Linked DNA regions of Homo sapiens: region 1 is linked to region 2. A link is a loop called in an ENCODE intact Hi-C map of the cell type or tissue named here. Cell type or tissue: PC-9. All regions are shown on one strand. Links, peaks and the distances in the headings refer to the core of each region. The heading gives the core; the rest is flanking DNA.

Region 1 (2,913 bases), core at 130-2,629, 51 kb after region 2:
CTGTAATTCCAGCATGTTAGGAGGCTGAGGCAGGAGGGCCACTTGAGCCCTGGAGTTCAAGACCAGCCTGGGCAACAGAGTGAGATCCCATCTCTACAAAAGACTTTTTGAAAAATTAGGTGTGGTGGCACATGCTTGTAGCCCTAGGTGCTCAGGAGGCTAAGGTGGAAGGATCACTTGAGCCCAGGAGTTGGAGGCTGCAGTGAGCTATGATTGCACTACTGCACTCCAGCCTGGGCAACAGAGCAAGATCCTGTCTCAAAAAAAAAAAAAAAAAAAGTCTGTATATACTCATGCAGGGCCAACTTGTATCACCAGTAAATACTTCCTCTGTCTCCTTGTCCATCCTCAAAGCTAAAGAGACCTTGGAGAATACTGGGTCCTAATAGCTGACTTTACAGCAGGAGAAACAGCAAGGAGACTTCCTAAAGGTCCAAGGATGGGAGCTACTCTAGTTAAATGACATTTCGCTATCCTGCTGCCTTAAGGGTGGCTCCAGCCATTGCTCTTGACCTCACAGCCACCCACTGGGCCACTCCACCTCCATCTCTCACCTGACTTGCTACAGTGGTCTCCCAAAAGGTCTCCCCACTCAGTCCCTGCCCACCTTCCGCCTGTTCTCATTGGGGAGGCCAGAGTGACCCCGTTAAAACGTGAGACCTTTCATGTCGAGCCTCAGCTCAGGACTCGCCGTGGCCCCCCTCACATTTTGTCTTTGCAAGCACAAGTAACTAAGACAAAACAAAAAGGAAATGCACTAGAGAGACCAAATATAGCAAATGTTTTTTTCTTTTCCCTAAGAGTCATTATTTTATTTCTTTTGAGTCCGCCCTAAGATTTACAGCTCTAAAGCAGGCGAGAGTGGGGAGTTCATTTCCACAGTCACCATGAGGTCCACTCAAGAGACCATCTCTCCTGACACCGTCTCTCATTTGAAGGTAAATTAGCTGGCCGTGTTCAGCTGGCCCATAACATGAAGCAACTGCTATTCCTACCTGTTTGTACCTGTGCAAAAAATGAGATGTCAATTCCAGAACACAAATGTTCCAGATTAGCCTCAGGGAAGAGAAAGAAAATGCAAAACAGGTGATTTCATAAAGCAGGGTGTAGGCTTGCCCTGGGGAGTGGCGGCTCTAGGCACCCAGCAGAGAGCCAACAGGAAGTGAAGTGCCTCACCCTAGATGTGAGTCACTAAGGGAGGCAGCTCAGTGCCACAGAGAGCCCTGGATCCGAGAAAGCCTGCAAGCTAATTGATCTGTTTCCCTAAGAAAAGCCCTGCCTGGCTAAGCCTCAGTGTCTTTTGTCCTAATAAGGGGATGATAATCTACTCAAGAGTTCTGTGCAATTTTTATTTTTATTTTTATTATATTTATGTGTATATATATGTATATATGTATATGTGTGTGTATATATATATAGATATACATATATATTGATATACATATATATAGATAGATAGATATACATATATATATATATATATTTTTTTTTTTTTTTTTTTTTTTGAAACAGTCTCGCTCTGTTGCCCAGGCTGGAGTGCAGTGGCATGATCTCGGCTCACTGCAACCTCCGCCTCCCGGGTTCAAACAATTCTCCTGCCTCAGCCTCCCAAGTAGCTGGTATTACAGAAGCCCACCACAGTAGCCCAGCTAATTTTTTGTATTTTTAGTAGAGACAAGGTTTCACCATGTTGGCCAGGCTGGTTTTGAACTCCTGACTTCAAGGGATCCGCCCACCTCGGCCTCCCAAAGTGCTGGGATTACAGGTGTGAGCCACCGTGTATGGCCTATTTTTATTTTTCAATGTATTATTATTTTAGAGATGTGGTCTTGCTCTGTCACCCAGGCTGGAACGCAGTGGTGCAATCATAGCTCACTGCAGCCTCGAACTCCTGGGCTTAAGCAAGCCTCCCCCACCTCAGCCTCCCAAAATTTGGGGATTACAAGTGTGAGCCACTGTGCCTGGCAGAGGGACAAGTTCTGTGCAATTTAAATGAAAATAGCTATTAGATCACTTTGTGTACTGGACAGTTTTCTATGAATAAATTTTTCATTGACATAAAACCATGAAGCCATAGAGTTGTGCCAGCCCTTCGGATCTGAGGGGGGTTGTGTCCTTATTCCTGACTTGGGGCTGTTTCCTGGTCCCATCCAGAACAGCCTACACAGAAAGTGAATTGTGAAATAGATTAAAGGCTGCCTGGAGCCTTCCCTAAGTGCATTTGCTGTGCTGGGCAGAGCACTGCTAGAACCTGGGAAGCCAATTGTGCATGCGGGGAACACCAGGCCTGGGTGGGACTGAGCTTGGACCTCCTGGTTGGACCTGCCCGCTTTTTTTTTTTTTTTTTAATAGCTTCATTCAAGATCACAGACCCAGAATGGGAAGAGCTATGGGATTTATGTAAATCCCTTCCAACCAGAAACTTATGTAATTCCAGGATTCTAAGTGAGGCTGGATTTCTGTGGGTAGTGGGTGTGAGAGAATGGGTACCCCTGTTTAACAAGGGGTAGGGGCCTTCTGAGACTGTTTCCTCTACAGAGTAAGGGTTCGTTCAGCCTTTTCCGTGGCCTGCCAAGAACTCAACTCCATGTTCCCTCACTTCCTGTAATTGACCTTGTCCAGGACTTTCTGACCTTGGAGAATTCACCTTTGCTCTTTCTGCTGCTTCGTGCATTCTTCCACCAAATGTCTAACTGACTGGCTCCTCTCCAAACTCAAGGCTTTGCCAAATGCCACCAGCTCAGGGAGGCCTTTCCTGGCCATGACACTTGAAGTTGCAACACTCCCCCGCAGTCTCCCGTGCCCCAGATGTAAGTTCCATGAGGGCAAGCCCTGTGCTTTTACCACCATATCCCCAGCATCTTGAGCTGTGCCTGGCCCAAGAAATATTTGTTGAATGAATGAATTTAAAGG
Region 2 (2,913 bases), core at 208-2,707:
CCTTTCCAAAGTTTACTCCAGTGGTAGTAGTTCACCCCCAGTAGATTCTCACAAAAAGCAAGACTCAAATTCAGTGTCAGGATTGTGGATATCCTGTTTCAGTTATCTGTTTCTGAATAACAAATCACCCTAAGCATAGTGACTTCACATGACAGTCATTTATTTGCTTATCATTCTGCAATTTGGACAGTGCTTGGAGGGGCCATCTCATTTCTGCTGGCATCAGCTGGGGTAGCTCACCTGGGGCTGGGGAGACCACTCCCAAGACGGCTCATCCACATAACCTCAGTGGTTCCAGCTGTAAAATGGGCGCTTAGATGGGGTGGTTCTTCAGCATGTGACCTCCCGTGTGGCTGGGTTGGACTCCTCAGAAGCTGAGTTCTGAAAGGAAACATCCCCAAACCAAGCTCACCAAGAGGACAAACTCCAGGGTGCAAACACATATCAAGCTTTCCTTTTGCATCACACTTGCTAATATCCCATTGGCCAAAGCAAGTCACACAGCCAAGCCCAGAATCAACGTGGAACAGAGCTGCTCTCCACAGATGGGTGAGTGCTAGGAGGCAGGGTGCACTGGGGCCCACATACCCCCTGGGAACTCTGGGATCCTGTGCTTTTTCCATTTTATTTCTGAAACATTGAGGTGCCAGATTCTAGCACGATATGAACATTCAATAAATATGTATTAGAACCACAGAAATCTTGTTGCATTTCCACTGAAAATGTTTCTGAATGGACTAGACAGATTTAAGCTATGTAGCTTACCCATGGCTATAATGATTGTGTTCCTAGTTAATGAAAGACATGAAAAAAAATCACTCTATGAGGTCAGATTTCTAAATATACCTTTCCAAGGAATTAAGTATCGTCCTTTTTTTTTTTTTTTTTTTTTTTAAGATGGAGTCTTACTCTATCGCCCAGGCTGGAGTGCAGTGGCGTGATCTCAGCTCACTGCAACCTCCCAGGTTCAAGCAACTCTCTTGCCTCAGCCTCCCGAGTAGCTGGGATTACAGGCATGTGCCACCACACCCAGCTAATTTTTGTATTTTTAGTAGAGATGGGGTTTCACCATGTTGGCCAGACTGGTCTGAAACTCTTGACCTTAAGTGATTCGCCTGCCTCAGCCTCCCAAAGTGCTGGGATTACAGGCGTGAGTTACCGAGCCTGGCCAAGTATTGTCTTTTGCTTTAGGCTACCAGAGGTTTGCTTCTTGCATGTTTGTTTTTGAGTCAGGGTCTCACTCTATTACTTAGGCTGGAGTGCAGTGGCGCAATCATAGCTCACTGCAGCCTGCAACTCTGAGGCTCAAGTGATCTTCCCACCACAGCCTCCTGAGTAGCTGAGACTACAGTCATGTGCCACCACACCCAGCTAATTTTTTTTTTTCCAAAGAGATGGGATCTTGCTACATTGCCCAGGTGGGTCTCGAACTCCTGGCCTCAAGCAATCCTCTTGCCATGGCCTCCCAAAGCACTGGGATTACAGGCATAAGCCATTGCACCCAGCCCTTGAATTTTTGAAAATTAGGCTCTTTAACACCTGCTTGGACTTCAAAGAACGAAGGTGAGTACTTACACAATAACCAAACAGTGCATTCCTTGGAAATTCCAAACCTAGATCTCTTGTTACATGCTTGCCAAGCTTGTCCTGAACGTTCCTAAGTGCAGCAGGAAAGAAGTGGCTCAGCTTGTGCTGTGTGTCCCCTGAGTCTTGACCTGTGACTAATAACTGTTTCCTTTGTGTGCAGGGGTTCTCTATCTCCAGTATGGAGATGAAACCAAGCAGCTCAGGATGCCGAATGAAATCACAAGTGCAGACACAATCCGTGCTCTCTTCGTAAGTGCCTTTCCACAGCAGCTCACCATGAAAATGCTGGAATCGCCCAGTGTCGCCATTTACATCAAAGATGAAAGCAGAAATGTCTATTATGAATTAAATGATGTAAGGTAAGTTGTGACATCATTTTTTGCCTGCCATTTTGCCTTAGAGTTTTTTTTGTTTTTTGTTTTTTTGTTTTTGAGGGGTTTTTTTTTACCCACTATATTGCATTTAGAGTGTTTTTTTGTTTTTTGTTTTTTGTTTTTTGTTTTTTGTTTGGTCCATCATATCCCTTTCATAGAGTTTATACCAAATTCTAATTTCTTTATATCCTAGTGAAGAAAGCAGATTCATTATCCTGATTGGTTGGGCTTATTTCACCCAGTCAGATGATTTCACTATCTGGTTTTCTACAATTCATTTACAGGGTATAGCTTATAAAAACGAGGACAAATTTCTCCGCCACAGATTTTTGAATGCTACATCTGAAAAGAACATTAGAAATGATTCAGTCCACCATTTTATCTAAGGGTTAGGGAAACTAAGGCCCAAAAAGGTAGCGGAGAGACCTGATCGAGGTCTTAAGAGTTGTAGGCAGTACTTCATTCATATTGGAACTTTCCCAATTCCCCCTCAAGTGTTCTTTCCTCCATAGAAAGACCCTGTGGACATTTTAGGTAATGATCCCACTGGGTCGTTATTTACACATAACAAGTTAGAATAAAAGCAGTGGGCTCTGTATTATTTTCCATAAGAAAAGAGACTGAGAAGCATCTTCACTTTCCATTCATTTCTTAAAGAGTTGTCCTTTACCCAAAGATCTTACTTTCCAGGTGGCCTTTCCCCAGGGCCCCCAGTTGAATATCCTCCAAAATTAAGCTAAATGGACTCCTGCTATTGATGGGATTGAGAGTCAGTTAGAAACAAAAGCATCTCTCTCTCCCTCTCTCTCTCTCTCTCTTTTTTTTTTTTTTTTTTTTTTTTTTTTTATGAGACAGTCTTGCTCTTTCGCCCAGGCTGGAGTACAATGGTGCGATCTCCGTTTACTGTAACCTCCGCCTCCTGGGTTCAAGCGATTCTCCTGCCTCAGCCTCC

What was found. Peaks named below come from ENCODE experiments on the same cell type or tissue, not always from the same donor. Only the 100,000 strongest peaks of a DNase experiment are listed, where the experiment ranks them.
Region 1: a loop joins it to region 2, with 5 times the contacts of the local background. A loop is called at or near these places in 6 of 110 quality-filtered maps.

Annotation. Positions count from the first base shown.
Region 1 is chr10:24,482,760-24,485,672 of GRCh38, forward strand. The region is part of intron 6 of KIAA1217; the gene reads left to right. Among named protein-coding and RNA genes, the nearest start is that of MIR603, 210 kb to the left of the region's middle. In PC-9, for the core only: no CTCF peak of the experiment used is centred there; a DNase peak (open chromatin) is centred at 1,142; H3K27ac peaks cover 1,600 bases.
Region 2 is chr10:24,431,248-24,434,160 of GRCh38, forward strand. It overlaps KIAA1217, which reads left to right. Exons shown (of 21, transcript NM_019590.5): 4 at 1,748-1,946. It overlaps LOC124902395 (a long non-coding RNA gene), which reads right to left. Exons shown (of 2, transcript XR_007062090.1): 2 at 144-381. Among named protein-coding and RNA genes, the nearest start is that of MIR603, 160 kb to the left of the region's middle. RefSeq lists enhancers at 1,161-2,360, 1,216-1,852, 2,198-2,874. In PC-9, for the core only: no CTCF peak of the experiment used is centred there; a DNase peak (open chromatin) is centred at 1,644; H3K27ac peaks cover 1,394 bases.